2 separate regions of the Homo sapiens genome follow, and region 2 is linked to region 1. Evidence: chromatin loops called from intact Hi-C (ENCODE). Cell type or tissue: GM12878. All regions are shown on one strand. Links, peaks and the distances in the headings refer to the core of each region. The heading gives the core; the rest is flanking DNA.

The links. Hi-C counts contacts between places; a loop is a spot of excess contacts. Peaks named below come from ENCODE experiments on the same cell type or tissue, not always from the same donor. Only the 100,000 strongest peaks of a DNase experiment are listed, where the experiment ranks them.
Region 2: a loop joins it to region 1, with 3.0 times the contacts of the local background. A loop is called at or near these places in 1 of 110 quality-filtered maps.

What each region holds. Positions count from the first base shown.
Region 1 is chr1:79,471,512-79,480,147 of GRCh38, forward strand. No RefSeq gene overlaps it. Among named protein-coding and RNA genes, the nearest start is that of LINC02792, 150 kb to the left of the region's middle. In GM12878, for the core only: no CTCF peak of the experiment used is centred there; no DNase peak of the experiment used is centred there; H3K27ac peaks cover 566 bases.
Region 2 is chr1:80,634,508-80,643,143 of GRCh38, forward strand. The region is part of intron 1 of LINC01781 (long intergenic non-protein coding RNA 1781); the gene reads left to right. Among named protein-coding and RNA genes, the nearest start is that of LINC01781, 100 kb to the left of the region's middle. In GM12878, for the core only: no CTCF peak of the experiment used is centred there; a DNase peak (open chromatin) is centred at 5,474; H3K4me3 peaks cover 601 bases; H3K27ac peaks cover 1,138 bases.

The DNA.
Region 1 (8,636 bases), core at 291-8,290:
AATAGTCTAGTTATAGTATTTCCAAATTGAGAGGGTGATTTTTTTGGAGAAAGCACAGATTGTTGGAGTCTTGGTTTTACCACAGTGAGAACTTGGGCAAGTAGGTGAACCTGAATTAGCATCTGTTTTTCCACAGATACAAAATAAGTAGGGAGACTGATATTTCTCAGGATTCTGGTACTGCAGCACAATCACAAAAGTACCTAACACATAGGAGGCAAATAATACATGAGAATTGTCTTTTTCAAGTATTACATTTAAATTTTGTAGCTTTATAATAATAATTGAATACTATTAATTTTAGAGGATCCTATAGCAACACATAAAAGGTCAAGATGAAGGGGCAAGGAAGAGATCAGCTCCTTGCTGCCCTCATCATTTTTTGAGTTGTCCCAAGTAGGAGTGTTGCTTCATAAAAGAAGCTCTGATATCAAACTATGGAACATTCCCCTGTATATGGAATACCTAAAAATCATTATTTCTTTTCGGGAGATAAAGGGCTCTAAGTTCAAATGGGCTATTGATTTTGTTTAAAGGAGGGAAAACAATCTGCTCCAGGGAAACCTTACTTGACCAATTCTATATATAAACTACCATTATAAATCTATTTTTAGTTGTATCATTCGAAACTGTACATCAAAAAAATTAGAAAAATTGGAATGAGAGAAAAAAAAGATTTGACAGGATGTACAGATGAGCAGCATATGCCTTTAGCACTAAGGCAAGTGTCCTTGCATATTCCAGCATAGTCTGCTCAGGTTAGTAGTCCAAGCATCATTGAAATACAGCCCTGACAGGTATTGCAAAGTCCTCATCACACTGAGCCAAGCAAGGACAGAGCTCAAAAAAAATTTTTTAGATAACCAATATGCAACTCCATTAAAATTGTATTTTATTTACCTAAACAAGATTTTCTGACACTTCTGAAAAACTAGAAGTGAAGCTCACGTTGACGAAAAGAAGAACTGAGAGTATGTGGCTGTTAGAAAATCTGTAGCAAGGTTATCAAAGTTCAAGGTATGCTCTTAGTACCTTAAATCTTACCAATGTGTCTAAGAGTAAGTTTTGCATGTGCAAAAATGCAAAGCTAAAAGTAGGTAATTACAATACCCCGTAAATATTAGGAAATTATATTTTCTGATATCATCATATGAATGAACACGAGATTGAATTTTGGAATCCCACAAAAGGAAATGCTGTAGCACTGCTCTTTAAAATTCTATAGGGCACACATGCACACAATTAGAAAGCAACTTATTTTTATTGACAACAATACATTATAAAAATTTATATGCACCAACTAGCAAAGCATATAGGGTGAATCTGTAATATAACTCTACAAATAAGAAATACATTTTAAATTATTAAAAACGACTAATAATCACTCTTCTTCTTCTGAGTTTCTCAATTAGCTTAAGCAACTGAAATAATTGTTCAAATTATGCATCCATGAAACTGCAAGAGCCCAAATAAAAAGCCATGGTTTTGCCCTGGGCTCAAGCTCTTTTGGAATGCTCTGCAAATACAATTTCCAGAGACTTACATACAACAAAATGGGAGAAAACTCTAACTCACTTATAATAAGGAAAAGTCAGGGTCAGTAGTATTCAAAAACTAAGAACATATTATTGTCTGGAATTAAGTTTTCACCTTTTATATATTTCCTTTTTAAAATTATTAAAAAAAAATTTTCGGGTGTTTTCTTGCCTTCATAATTCAGCTCAAATATCACTCTATGAAATTTCTCCCTAATCTCTGAGGCAGAAAAAGTCACAGACGTATCAGTTCTTATATGTCAGATTCTTTAACGTACTTACTTTGGTATATTTAACAACGTATCTTACTCACTACACCCTGAGCCCTCCAAAAGCAAGGGATATGCATTCTTCAGCTTTGTCCCTGTGTAGAGTACCCAAAGTAGTTCCTAGTGCAGAACAGATGCCAAAGAAATGATTGTTGAACAATTAGGTGTATAAATAAATGTGTAACCATAAAAGCATTTTAACTCAAAGAACCTTTACTATTTTAGCTACCAATAACTTAACTGTTTAAGTACATTAGATAATAAATCACGGCCAGGTGCGGTGGCTCACGCCTGTAATCCCAGCACTTTGGGAGGCTGAGACGGGAGGATCACGAGGTCAGGAGATGGAGACCATCCTGGCTAACACGGTGAAACCCCGTCTCTAATAAAAATACAAAAAATGAGCCGGGCGTGGTGGCAGGCACCTCCTCGGGAGACTGAGGTGGGAGAATGGCGTGAACCTAGGAGGTGGAGCTTGCAGTGAGCCGAGACCACACCACTGCACTCCAGCCTGGGTGACAGAGCGAGATTCCGTCTCGAAAAAATAAATAAATAAATAGATAGATAGATAGATAGATAGATAGATAGATAGATAGATAGATAATAAATCACAAAGGGGTGACTTTCATTTATATAAACTAGGGCGGAGAGAGATGAAGGTAAATACTTAAAAGTCACCTGGAAAACAAAGTCACTGCTATGTGCTTTTTGAGGTAAATCTAACTATAGGAAAATTATAACCTAACTGGAATATAAACTATCGACTTCATCCTTTGCTAGTTATGTGTGAATATTCTTAAACTGAAAACTTTTATTTATTTTGGACACCAATAAAACTGTATAATAGTAAAAAATAAAAATAACAGTCTCTCCAAAAGTGAAGACACACAGACACACACACACACACACACCGGCGCATGCACACAATGTTTGCCAAAGCAAAACAAAGCAATATAACTTTGTAATGAAGAGTTTAATAGTGAAGTCAGCATGAGCTTAAAGGATAGAATGTAATGAACAGTTGATAAAAGTTTGATAAAGATTCAAAGCTTATGTTGATTATGAGAATGAAGGCTTAGCATTTCCATTATTGAACATTTTTCTGCAGCTTTTTTCAGCAGATATTAAGCTTGTAAAGAGCAAAAGCTTTCAAGAATCAAGTCTTTAAGAGAAGCAATAATAGCATTTGGAAAATTTATTAAAATACAAAAGGATGAAAAGTCTTTAAAGAACTAATCTATGTGGCAATCTTGCATTCCTTTGTACAACTAAATTGAATCCAAAGTATTAAACTGAAACCGTGGAACTGTAATTACACAACTAACTAGCCACCTGCAGTTTAGATAGTGTCAAGTGAATTGGGTCAGGTTGGAATAAAGTCAAATACTTAAATGAGGAATAAAACACTTCCTTAGCCCTGTTATTGGGCTGTTAGTGTGACTATGAACTGACTGACACTTTGAATAGCAAAATCTTCAGGGTTTCACACATTTGCCCTTATGTTATCATTTAAAAGTATGTAAAAACATACAAGATGAAAGTGCTTAATTTGACCAGAAATACTCAGGGTATGAAGGTCAAACGGACAATTCCTTCTGCTTTTTTCTTGTATATGTAAAGTAAGAACTAAAAATCAAACTTTCCAAGTATTTTCCCATAAGATATAATAACAAATACGAACACTTGTATCATAACATAATTTCTAAAAGTCTTTCTCATATACTGTCTTATTTGCTCCACAGCTGCTGAGAAAGCTTAGGCTCTGAGAACCTGACTTTTTCAAGATTCTTTAGCTCACAAATGGTGGAATCAGGACATAAATTCAAATATTCTGATTTCAAATTCCAAAATTCCAAGGCTCTTAAAGAACGTTGCTACTAATTACGAGCCTATTATATTATAAGTATATAAGTTCCACCAAAATTCAGCAATATTTTCTAGAAATTAGAATTATGAACCATTGTATATTGTGTTAGAAGTGAGAAATAAGAAATAGCAAGAAATATGTTTTTATAGCAGGAGCCTAATAAGCATTTCAGGTGTCTCCTCCTTAGTAGATATAACAGAAACTTTATAATAGTAAAAGTATAGGTTGAAATAGTATAGGTTGAAGATAAATAATTGTTTAATATGGGAAACTCAAAGTAAAAAAATAAAGAGGGCATTAATAAATAACAACTTAGCACTCAATACTTCTGGAAATTCAGAAGTCACTGCCTGGAACTACCTATTTTGACCTATTGTCTTGAGTAGACATTACTTCCAGATACACAGACTTACACTGACAGCCATAGTAAAAATGTACAGTTTTGCTCATGCTTCTATATATGTAAATTGTACCTTTTCAATATGTGTCAGTTTCTGGGCAGACAAAATATAGTCCCCCGATCGAATCGAATAATGTAATTCAAATGTAGTTTTTTTTTTCTTTGCTGACAGCATGAGGCCCTGTAGCACAGTGGCTTGCAACAATAGCCGAACACAGAGATTACAAGACATCTCTTGGACTCAGCTGGACTTCCTAGTGTGTAATGCAAAAGACCAAGTAGAAGTTTATTTACAGTTTAACTCTGATATGAAAGAGAAGTTTCATTTGGTGTCAACTAGTGTGTATGATACTAGAAATGAGTTTATCACAAGTGGCTTGAGAAATTTCTGTATTCATGATTTGGGATTGTAGCTTACTACTCCTTGATATGTAAAGGATTTTTTTGGTCAATGAACAGAACTCACCCACACTTACAGAAGCTTTTTTATACTTTGTGGGAGTTCATGTTTTTAGAAAATATTCATCCAATCTTGCTGCTGCAGCTGAATTAGACTCTATCCTGGGAACAACAAACCTTAGTTTTGCTGTTGCTCTAGGTTTTTTTTTTTTTTTTTGACTTAAAAATGTATTTTTAATGTACTGCAACATATTTAAGATCTAGTACAATATGTATTTCAGACATATGAATGAATTTTACACACAATGAGATTAAATAGCTTTGAGATAATCTCAGTTAATGCATCCTAATAGAGGTAGAGCAAAAGGTCATTTGATTTCAATTGTGTAAATAGTTGAACATAAAGGAGAGAAGGATACACCAAGAACACGAGAGCCTACCAGAGACAACAGTTATGTTTCTTGGTTATAAATATTTTTAACTTGTTGAAAAACTAGTTTAACAAATAGGTACAATAGATATTGTCTCAGATTGTCCTAAAATCTGACAATTACTTTGAATAATAAGCAAATGCAAAACACTTTCACAGAAGACAATGCAAATGCATTTATCTGGAAAAGCACTTGATCTTCTCTAGGAGCTACCGGATTTATTACAGAGAATATTATACGATAGAACAAAAAACACTAGTGTGTGCTTTATTGGTGAACGGCTAGAGAGATGAACCTGACAAAGAGATCCACATAATGAAAGAAAGAGTGTAGAGAAAAAGTACAAAGAGGCAGGACCTGTGGGTAGGCAAGCATAAGAGGGAAAATTTGGCAAGGTGTGTAAAGCAGTTTTAGGATGTAAAAATTGATGAGTAAAGAAAGGGACGTCAAAGTTTTAATAGACATGTAATTTAAAATGGAGATAGGTTTGTTTATCTGTATCTATCAATCATCTACCTATATTTTATAGCTATTAGGCTCTTTTTCATTCACATGCCTTTTGGATCTTCCTGATATGTTAAGGTTAAATATATCTATAAAAAATTGGGGGCTTCCATATTTTGATGTCAAAGAGATCCGTAATTAACAAAGATAACGTAATGTATGACTCTCAATTTTCTCGTTTCTAATTTAATAATTATAACATTATCAGTAATGATAGTATCTGTATCTATCAATCTATATATCTATATTATTAAATCTATATCTAAATGTAAATCTAGACATGGGCATAGATATGTCATTTATTAAGAACAGTACTAGACAATTTACATTTTAACTTTGTAATAAAAACCCAACAAGGCAGGAAATACTACTATTTATTATTAAACAGATGAGGAAAAAGATTTCCAGTAGCTATCCCACTTAGTCTACATCGCAGAACAGATTCCCAGATCTTCACCAGTTGATTATGTTTTCTAAGAAAATCTTTTTTAAAAATAAAACTGAGAGGAATATTGTAAAGTTACATGAGGTAATAAATGAAGATTTTGTGAAAGAAGATCATTAAGTAAAATTGAGGGACAAATATATGTTGAGAGCACATATTTTATAGCCTAGGCTGCCTGCATGCTTACTCTACCAACTATATGACATAAGGAAAATCATTTAACCTCCCAATCTCTCAGCTACCTCATCTATAAAATAGCATATTGACAGAAGCTACCTCTTGGGCTTGTTTTGAGAAGTAAGTGAATTTAAAAATAAATTATAAAGCATATGGAATAGTGCCAAGCATAAAGTAAGCCTTATGTAATTATCTACTGTTATTTTAGATAGCCCATTGGTTGTTTTTATTTTTTATTTTACAGTCTGGTGCTAAAAGTTTTTAAAAAAGCAAATAAATGTTTGCTGTTCCTCAGTGAGCATAAATAAAATTTGAATATTGTTTGGGAGTCCGAGGTGGGCAGATCACCTGAGGTCAGGAGTTCGAGATCAACCTGGCCAACATGGTGAAACCCCGTCTCTACTAAAAATACAAAAATCAGCCAGGCATGGTGGCCCATGCCTGTATTCCTAGCTACTAGGGAGGCTGAGGCACAAGAATCGCCTGAACCCAGGAGGTGGAGGTTGCAGTGAGCCGAATCCCGCTACTGCACTCCAACCTGGGTGATAGAGCGAGACTTCATCTCAAATTAAAAAAAAAAAAAAAATTGAATATTGTCCCAGTTCTCTGGTTTCTATCTAATTGACCTTCGCAAGACTCACCAAGCGGGTGCCCCATTTACTGAGCCCGCAGCTCTCAACTCCTCGCAGAAGGGAGTGTGTGAACAAAGCGGAAACTGGAGTACAGGAGCGCTGAAGTCAGCTGGCCGCTCTGGTGCCTGCAGGAATGAACTCCATTCACTTGGACCGCTGTGTTCCACCCCTCACGGGAGGGGTGCACAGGTGAGCAAGTGCAGGAGCTGGGGCAAGCGCCCCGGCAGGAGCCAACTCCGTGCCAGCCCTGCAGCAGCATGTGGCGGAGGTGCCCGCGACCCCTGAAGCCCTAGAGCGAGTGTTCTTTTAGCTCTGCTGTCCGTGGACGGCTTAAGTGTTCAATAGCTCAGTGGACCCTTTGCCTTTTCGCATGAGATGGCTGCCTTCTGCCTGTGAGGGCAAAGAGTCAGTGTGACAGCCTTTTTCATCCGCACTCCTGGTACCTGAGCTCTTGTCCAGCTTTTGGGAGAAATGAAGTCACCCGAACGAATTGAAAGATGGTAAATGTGGTAGATTTTATTGCTGATGGAGGTGGCTCTCAGTGGGAAGGGGAACTGAAGAGGAGACGGGAGGGAAGGTAATTTTCCCTTGAAATCTGAACGTCTCTGGCCAAATTCTTCTCCTAAGTTACACTGTCCAGCTGTCCCTCTGAAGTCAAGCCGCTTCTCTCCAATGTCCAACTGTAGTCGCTGACGTCCAGATGCTTCTCCTCTCTCTGCCAGCTGAGTTTGGGTTTTTTTTAATTGGCACAGGATGGCTCCAGGCAGGGCCACAGGTGGTTTTGGAAAAGGCAACACTTGAGAACACAAAGTGAGTTCTCACTTTGGGCGGTGGTTTCAGGCTTCAGGGTGGAGTTTTGTCAGGAACCCACCCTTTTCTGCCTAGAATTTCTCTGTCTCCTGTCCCTATCAGAAGCAGTTATATCTCCGTGTGGTGAAGTTTATTTTAAAAAGAAAAACAAACTGATATCTTCTGGTTGCTATGTGACTAGTGTCTCCTTTGCTGCCACAGGTCTTGTCAAGGACAGGCCACATGAGGACATGCTCCAGTTCTATCTTAAAACACTTCTGCCTTCCCTGTTTGTGACCACCCTATACGAGATTGCTGTAAAACGGCTCTTGACCAGACTGACATCTTCCTGTATTTCATAAAAATTTCCAATCCTAGTCTTATGTTGTACATTTCATTGCTCTACTAATCTGGCTATGGATTCCTTTGAATACCTGGATGGCACAAGGAATCTGGTAATCTGGTTCTCCAGATGACAATGATGTTAAAATTACATTAAAATCAAATGTTAAGGCTGGTGCCATATTCATAACATCTATATGTTAGGTTTTCTACACGTGTGCTGGCTACATAGTAAAACTCAGTAGTAGTTTTCCCTTCTGTACTTCTGAAAAAGCCTTGGAGTATATTATGGTCTCTCTATTCTGGCCTAAACAGTAAATATTATTTATATTATTTTCAATATCTTTTAGCCACCTTCAATATGTTTTCAAGTTTGTAACTCAGCAAATGTTTTTTATATGCTTCTTGGGCAGGTACTTTCTCAGAACTTGAATGACTTACTCCTTGAAATTTCATTATGCACTTGGCCTGTTGTATTGGAATAGCCTTCCAGCTGGTCAGAAACACATTGGGATACCAATTTTATTTTTTGTTTTCTTCATATTGCTTTATGCTCTACTTCTCTAGCTGTTTCTAGTTCTTTTTGTTAGATCTTCATTGAGTCAGCAAAACTGTTTAGCAGTTACTATATGGTAGATAGTGTGGTAGGTACCAAAACTTAAAGTTAAAAAAATAATTTTTATATCCCTGCCATCAAAAAGTTTACAAGCCAGTGGGATGGGAGAAGGGATGAAATACAAAACAAAAAGCAATTAAAAAAAAATAACGTAATGCGTTTTTTTCAGACAATTTGGTGTTGTACATGTGTCAACATTTTATTACAATCTTGCTGCAGGGAAGAAGACT
Region 2 (8,636 bases), core at 637-8,636, 1.2 Mb after region 1:
GCAAGGCTTTGTTGGGCAACCCTGCCTTAGGGGATGAGCCCTCTCAGGCTCCATATCTGCACTTTTTCCTAGCCCTGTCTCTTAAAGCTTCCCACCCAGCGACTGTGTTTTCCTCTGCCTGTCTGTGTGTATACTGTGTGTAATGTCTGTCAAAATAGCTCTAATTAATTTGGCCTAAAGAAAGACAAACACTTGGATCTATTATTTTTTAAAGGGAAGTTAAAAGCTGTGGAAGCTTTCAGTTCATGTGACTTTAATCTTTAAGAAATAAAAACAGCCTTAAAGATTATTAGTAAAATGCAGGTCAGATACAAGGTTTGGTAAGTGTTTTGAGGGTGCAAACTGCTTTTGGGGTTTTGAGAACTATTTGATTTGCCAGCTTCACAACTGGTAGAGCCTGGGGCCATTTGGAACTAACCACACCCTTAATTAAGAAGGCAAACCTTGGCTGCACTTATCACACAACTAAAACAACTTACCAAGTTTTCCTTAAAGTTAAAAATTGCTAGGAGTTAACTGAAACTACTAGAAATAGATTTACTCGAAAGGTGTGTAAGAACAGTAAAGTGCGTTTTTTAGTAAAAGTTTGTAAGAAGGCATGGAAATGTAAACTTTTGTCTGGGGTTAAAGGATTGTTTTGAGTTAAATTAGGAAAAAGCTGAAAGTTCAAAGAAGCAGTGGAAGAATTGTGGAAATTCTTCTTGCAGAAGAGGTCATCTAGGTGAACATACTAACTAAATTCCAAAAGGAGTATTATATGGTTTTTCTGTAAATTGAACATTGAAATAAAAACATAACAAAGTTTCCTTAAGGTGCTAATCTGCTCATTCACAAAATTTGTAAAGGGTTATAAAAGCTTTTTGCTTCTTAAAAATTTCCAAGTCATCATTTTGGCAAAATAAATAACTTATGGTAATCCGGAATTCTATTTCATAATATCAAGTGTTTATGAAACGTATTTGACAGCCTTCCCCACATCAAACTTCAGTTTCAAAATTGTCTTCCCTGGCACCTGGCTTTTCAAATACTTCAGAGGGCCCCTGAAATGTCCAGAAAGGAGAGATAAACAGAATTATTTCACATATTTAGGTACATGGGATTGCCAACATGATGCTCAATCTTCTTTAGGTTATATCTTGGTGAATAATGCTAATATATGTTCCAAAATTTATGGGATTCCTCAAATTCTAATGTCTGAGTATGTGCTATCAATCATAATTAAGGTTGTTATGTTTAAGTTATTGTAAACCACAGAGATAACCAAACTTCTTTCTCAATTGTGTTTCTAACTGTAACTACCCTGGATATTTTGCTATTCACAGAAAATTGTTGTCTTATTTTAATGCTTTTCAAAAAAATGGTTTATAATAAGCTGTAGGACTGAAACAGGTGCTCTCAAATACAGGCTTCTGGTAACATTGGAGATTGTGATGTTAAAGGAAAATGTACAGGACTCATGAAGAGCCAAAATGTCCATGAATATCAAGCAAAACAAGAGTTAACCAATGGACTGAACTCAGAAAACTGAAGCAACCTTTTTAACCTTTGCCTGGAATATTGCTGATCCTTTTTTTTGTTTTTCAGACTCAAGGAAATTTAAACTATTTACTTAAACTATTTAAATTATTTATGGCCTTTAATAATTAAGTAAGGTTTATTCTTGGGATCAAAATTTGGAGCATGTTTGTTTTTCTCTACCTGGTTCCTCTAAAATTTGGAAACTGTCTGTGAGTATTCTTATGGCAATATAGTTGTTTGCATCAGTGCAAGAAGAATTCATTTTTCTTTTGCTACAAGACACAGTTGGAGAATCTGGTAATTTTACCAAGGCTTTGACTGGAAGGGTGTGCTTCCCTTTAAGGAGTCAATCTCTCCTTGCAAAGTCAATAAAAGCCCAGTGGGCAAACTGGCCTCATACCCTTGCCTACATGGTCTCTGTAGAGGGTTCCTGACCTGTATTCAGTTAAGAATGTCACTTTCTAACAGGTCTAGGACCTCCACGTTTATCTTGGGACCTTAAGAGGAGAGGATCACCCAACTCACAGGTGTTTGAGGATACTAACCCATGGCTGGGCTCAGCTTTAAAAGGTCTTATCTGAGACTCCTTGTGGAACAGAATTCCATCAAAGCCAATCCAAAAGGCCTATGTAGAAATAATTATTCTTGCTGCACTTAATGCAAATAATCAGGCCAAGTATAAAACGAAAGTCTATTTTGCAAACAACTCAGTCCTACAATGATTTATTTTTTAACAAACATGAGGACTGGAGAGTGAGAAATTATGTTCAAAATGTATATCTTTGTCATTAAATTCTAAACTCACTAGTTCTTTTTAAGTTTTCATCTACATTTTAGACTAATCCTGCTTGATTCTGTGAACCAACCGGCAATCCCTGGCTGTAGCTCAGAAAGAACAAAAGGGATGGGTAATGTAGAAATCCGGATAGATACTCTAGTTCTGAGCAATTATCCTGCAAATCCTGCCAAGTGATAGAATAAATAGGGAATAAATACAGTGCCCATCACCCGGAGGTTTCCTTTTTGGGAATGTAAAACCAAGGGAACTAACCAAAGCCAGGCACCATGCACCGAAATTCTAGCAAGCATAACTCTAGCTACCAGTTATCTGGATGGGTCACAAGACATTCTTTCCTCTTCCTTGTTGGAGGACTCAATTCCACAGTTTCACTTTAGCATTCAGCTTATAATGAGTCCATGTAAACCCTCAAGACACATATTTGTCCCAAACTCAATTCCATGCTTCAGGTCAAAGCCCTAGGGAGGAAAACTGGATCTGAGGGATCCAGAGGCAAATGACAACAGAGGTTAAAAGGCACAGCACAGGTGATGACAGAGGTTAAAAGGCACAGCACAGCACTGCCGATTAAGCCAACCCCAAGCCTCTTGTTTCATGGATAAAGACCACATTAATACTGATGGCATAAATGAGGTCTAGGGAACTCTAAGGCTACTGATAGTAGATGGGAAAGAGACATAGGTGAGAACAGATAATTCCTATTCTCTAGGCCCCCCTGCTTCATGGATGCAAGTCGCTTTGACACCTATGGCGACACCTACCAAGGTCGCCGGAACTGGGGGATGGAAGGACAGAAGAGGGAAAAAGGATGCTCTCTCTCCCACTCCCTTACACCTGGGTATCTGCTAGGAAGAGAAGGGAACCAGGGATGCCTGCTCCCCTCTTTCTCATCTTGAGTCTGTACCCCTTTTGAATGCATCCTCAACCCATTGAACTCCTTTGAAAAAATGCCTTCTTTTTATTCCTTTCTCCTCCTCTGTTCTCTCTTCACTAATAGGTAACTGACTCAGTACTATGGGACACTCCCCTCAGATACATCTTCCATACTGGAAAGAGTTAATTTCCCAAACCTTAAACTGGTTGGCTTAGGATAGGGTTCAGGGGAAAGGAACCCAGAAGCCTGACATGCCAGCAAAAAGGTAAAGTTTTGTTAACCAGTTGGGCTTTTGGCCTCCCTCTCCCAGTGCAAACTGGTAAAAGGCTTCAGAATTTTTGAGCTGTCCTTGCCCCTGCCCTTGTTTCATTTTGACACATGTTTCCTAATAACCCCCTCTCTGTTCTTACCCTCAAGTCATCAAACTCCAAACAGTCATGCAACGGGAGCCTCTGAGGATGGCCCCTTCTGCTGGGAACCCTTAGATCGGCCTCTGAAAGAGCTCTGACTGCTGTTTCCCCAAAACAACACCCCCTGGCAGCAGGAAGAAATTAATATTGGTCTTCGTCCTTATCCTCATGCTAACGGCAGTTAGATGTACTTCTTTAGAGGGGCGAATGAGACAGCCAGATGGGCGGGGGTCCCTGGAGAAACTCCGTCCAGCCTGCTCACTGAGGTGGAGCCTCAGGAAGATTCCACCTGTGCAGCAGGGAGGATCCTGGCCCCTCCTCTTCCTGTGTGGAACTTGGATTCAAGCTGAGGGTGGGAAGCACTCAAGCTTGATACTCTAGCCTTGCAGAGATTCCCTGCTTAGCCCTTTTTTTCTTTTTCACCCAAAAAAATCCTGCTTTACTCACGCTCTGCAACGTCTGTGAGCCTAAATTTTCGTGGCCGTGGGATGGACAGGAACCCTGCCTGCTTTAGCTGAACTAAGGAAAAGCCGTGCAACACATCCAGTAGGATCTACCTTCTATGAAGGTGAGGGTCTACTGAGGATGAGTTAAAAACTAATGTTGATTTTATAATTTTATGAGAGGTTATATTTGGTTTTCTTAACATGGTGAGTTTCATAAGTTTTGTCCTTTTTGGAGCATCCATTTTTTTATTATGTCTTTGTTCTCCAAAAGTAAAATTCAAAGAAATTTCTGAAATTTCCTCTGATAATGCTGTCATATTCCAAGAAACATTATGGCTGTTTTGTTTTTGTTTTGTTTTGTTTTTTGAAATGGAGTCTTGCTCTGTTGCCAGGCTGGAGTGCAGTGGTGGCATCTCGATTCACTGCAGCCTCTGTCTCCTGGGTTCAAGCTATTCTGCCTCAGCCTCCTGAGTGGCTGTGATTACAGGCGCCTGCCACCACGCCCAGCTAATTTTTGTATTTTTAGTAGAAATGGGGTTTCACCATGTTAATCAGGCTGATCTTGAACTCCTGACCTCGTGATCTGCTTGCCTTGGCCTCCCAAAGTGCTGGGATTACAGGCATGAGATTACGGCTGTTTTTTAAAATCAACTTGCACTCTGCTTACTAGCAGTTTGGTGGTCACTGTGAAAGTAAGTTTTTGCTTCATTTAAACATATATGATACACAGTAATTATCTTATTTGTTAAATCCCAAATAATTGTTCCCCAAATTTAGATATCTATTCAAATCCATCAGACAATAGTCTATCAACCAAAACTAAATGAAAGCAATTTGAATTTTTATTTTCTTCTCTCTTGAAAAAATTCAAATATGAGTTGATTACAAAATATTTTTAACTCCCGTCTTAAGACTCTATCTAAAAATCTCAAAAACTCTACTGTTTACTAAATCCACTTTACCTTTTGGTACTCCTGACCCATTTCTCTACTGTTTCTAGATCTATGTTTCCTAATTGTCCTTTTCAGTTGCAATTAATAGACTTTCATCTCTTCTGGTTTTTGTTCCCACACATTAACCTTGAACTTCATAATAATATTCAGGAGAAACAGGGCTTGACAAATCCTTCATAGAATAACGGTGGCAATAGCAGGGATTGGATTTGGAAGGTAAAGGAAATACCTACTACATGAGAAGATGCTGTGACCACCTGTACATTAATATCTAAGGATCTTACAATACATGATAACACTGTGTTTTCTTAATTATGTTAAACAAATCAGCAGTGGTGTATAAGCATTGAAAGACTGAAGATACAAAAAGTACTGAAAGACCTAATGGGAAATGACAGTAGAAGAAAAAAGTAAAGAAGAGGACATAAAAGGGAAACCAATAGTGAGGAAGTGAAACTGAAGAGATGCAGTTTAATGGGCGTAAAGTTTCAGTCATGCAAAATAAAAACAGTTCTAGAGATCTACAGTACAATATGATGCTTATAGTTGACAATACTCTATTATACACTTAAAAATTTGCTAAGAGGGTAGTTCTCATGCTGTGTGTTTTCTTAACCACAATAAAAAAAATCACTGTGGCATGAAAAGGGTTCAGGGGAATAAAGATTTGGATCAGCTATTTACACACCATTTCAAAACAATGGAAATAAAAACTTAAGCAAAAAGATGGAAATCACTAGTCAAAGAAGCTAAGTTAGTTCCTTTGGTGAAAGCTTGTTTGCCTGCAGCAAACAAGGAAATAAACCCTGGATATCAGTGAAAGCTAGATATTTTGTTTGGGGCAATGATGTTTAATGTATTAAGGGTGACTGATCAAAGAAACCAGTGTAAACGTCCACAGCCTGAGGTTTCCCAGAATTGTTCAGTGCCTATGGTATTCTCTCTGTTTAACAATGATTGTGCATGTGATACATTATGGCTTTTTTGTTGTTGTTGTTAAATCTCAACATAACTTTTTGGGAATAATACTTGATAAAATTCCGGGTATTCCAAGGAGTTCTAGTTTGAGTAATATTAGTTTCATAAAACTATCTAGGAGGATATATAAAAGGTGTCTCTATTATTATTCTATATATAGCATCATGATATCAGAGAATATCAGAGTTGAAAGTGACTCTGAAGGTAATTGAGGATAACCCCCTGTCTGATGCTTGAACAATCTCTACAATATCACAGACAAGGTTATGGAAACAAGTTTTTGCTATCAAGTAAGAAAGAAAACTTCATGTAAATACAAATTAAATTCTAATTTATATGTGGAATTTTCTCATAACCTGAATTATGTAAGTGCAAATTAGTTCTAATTGTTAAACAAGTAAACAAAAATAAGTAAAAGTGAATGTGAAGTCTCAACAAGAATTCATATCTGATGATATAATTACTCACAAAATGCAGCTACCATTTGGATGGAGAATATTAAAAATTCAACTAAAAATAATGTATTCTATCATATTTCAGTTTTCATTGATAATAATAAAATGTTTGATAAAAATTAAAATAGTAAGCTCATAAGTAATATAATTATTTGATATGCCAAAAATAGAGTCTCATAACGAAATAACAAGAGTGAGGGAGTACAAATGTTTCAGTGATGCTGATTAAAGTGTAACTGCTTTTCAGGGAGGAGGAAATGAAACCAGGATGTTTTGAAGAAACAATGTTGAGTTTTGCATAAATAAAGAAGTAGAATGAAATTGAAAATAATTGGGTATGTTTATTGCCGGAGAGTTTCTGCAATATGCTACTGCAGTCCATATGCTTATCAATTATGAGGATTTTTGGCTTTCGGCTCTGGAAAATATGAGAAATATGGGCAATTACTCTCTGAAGAAAGGTACTCTTTTATCATCCATATGTTATTAATGCCCAGCAAGGCAAGGCAACTTCTATTAAATGAGCAGCCAATAATGCTTTATTAACATATCTTTACTAAAGATCAATCTTTGGAAATATTGTCGCATATAGCATTAACCCACAACTGTATGCTTCATTTTATTTTTCACTTAAATAGAAATTATATTAAGCTTATTCATTACTATATGTTAATCAGTTTGCAAAGACATCTTCCTGCTTGTCCATAAGCAATAAGCAAAATTAATGATTTAATTTTTATTTTAAAATTCTTCATTGTTGACAACTACCATATGTTTTAAGCAAAGTCATTGGGGTGTGTGTGTGTGTGTGTGTGTGTGTGTGTGTGTGTGTGTGTATTTGAGAGGGATTGAGGAAAATAATGCAATTATTATATAAAGTGATAATGTATAGATTGAGGCATAAAGATTAAGTAGCTTAAGATAATGTATTCATTCTATATGTGCTTTTCTCTAATCATCGCTCTGTAGTTGTTCTACATGTAAGCACTTGAACTTGCAACAAAGTTGTGAAATAATAAATGTACTATTAGCAAAGAATAAACCTCATAGATATTTTTCAGAAACATTAATTAGGCCTAATAACATCGAGCAATAGTGATATTCTACTACTGTAGGATTTTTTTTGCCTCCCCTCTACTCCCGTTTTTTTGAAGACAAAGAAATTTCTTCAGTTTTTTAGAGTATGCTTTTGGCAGGAAAATTAAAGATATTTGTTTTGTTCCCAGGCCTGCCACCGGCATGCTGTGTGATGCTCTTATACTCTCTTTGCCTCAGTTTCTCCCATTACTGAAATAAAATTGTAATGGTTGCCACTTTAAAATCTCATAGGGTTGCTCTGAGAAATAATGAGAATAGCGTGGAGAAGTTTGACAGAATGAGGCAAGAATTCTTGAACATTAAAGAGAATTCAATATAGATGTTTTAATAAGAAAAATGTTTCTCTTAAGCAGTTGCATAGCAGCGTACTGTCTGATTTTATTAGCTATTTCTCACTAAAGCCTATTAGGGAAATTTGGTTATTCAGGCCATTTTAGAAAATAAAGGAAATTTAAATATTCATGGAAAAAGACTGTATATGACCCTTGAAAATAAAGCATTATGAACCAAATGGAAATTTTCAAATGGTTTAGGCTGTTACCTTTTTAATTCAAGCTTGCTTTATTATCAAACATTTTAGCAACTTGAAATTTTACTGTAATATCTAAAATTCTTCAGAGAAATTCCATGAAGCTCAGAAATTTCTCAGTATCATATGTAAATGTAAATGTAAAGAGCAAGAAATAATCAATTTATAACAAAGTATTTTTTGTCTCAAATTCTGAGTACCAAAGTTGGCTCTTGTTAATGGAATGTTTAGATAGAATGATTATAGGAATGAATATTGGAAATTCTTGTCCTGTTTTCTTCATTTTTTTTTTTCTATTTCTTCCCAGAACCATGAGTGAGTGATTGGGCATATATTCATTTCATGTCATATAGTGTAACAGAGAGTTTTTTTTTATTTTATTTTTCTGGAGAACTACTTAGTACATAGTAAACTATTCTCTCCCTAGACAAATATAAAACCTAGGTTACAGTAGAACCTTGAAAAGATGTCAACTGAAATAACATATATGTTTGTCTTGGATTTTTAAATTGAAAGAGAAATTGCTGCTTTACCAATCACATAATTTTGTTTTATGACTAAAGCTACTTTAAAAAC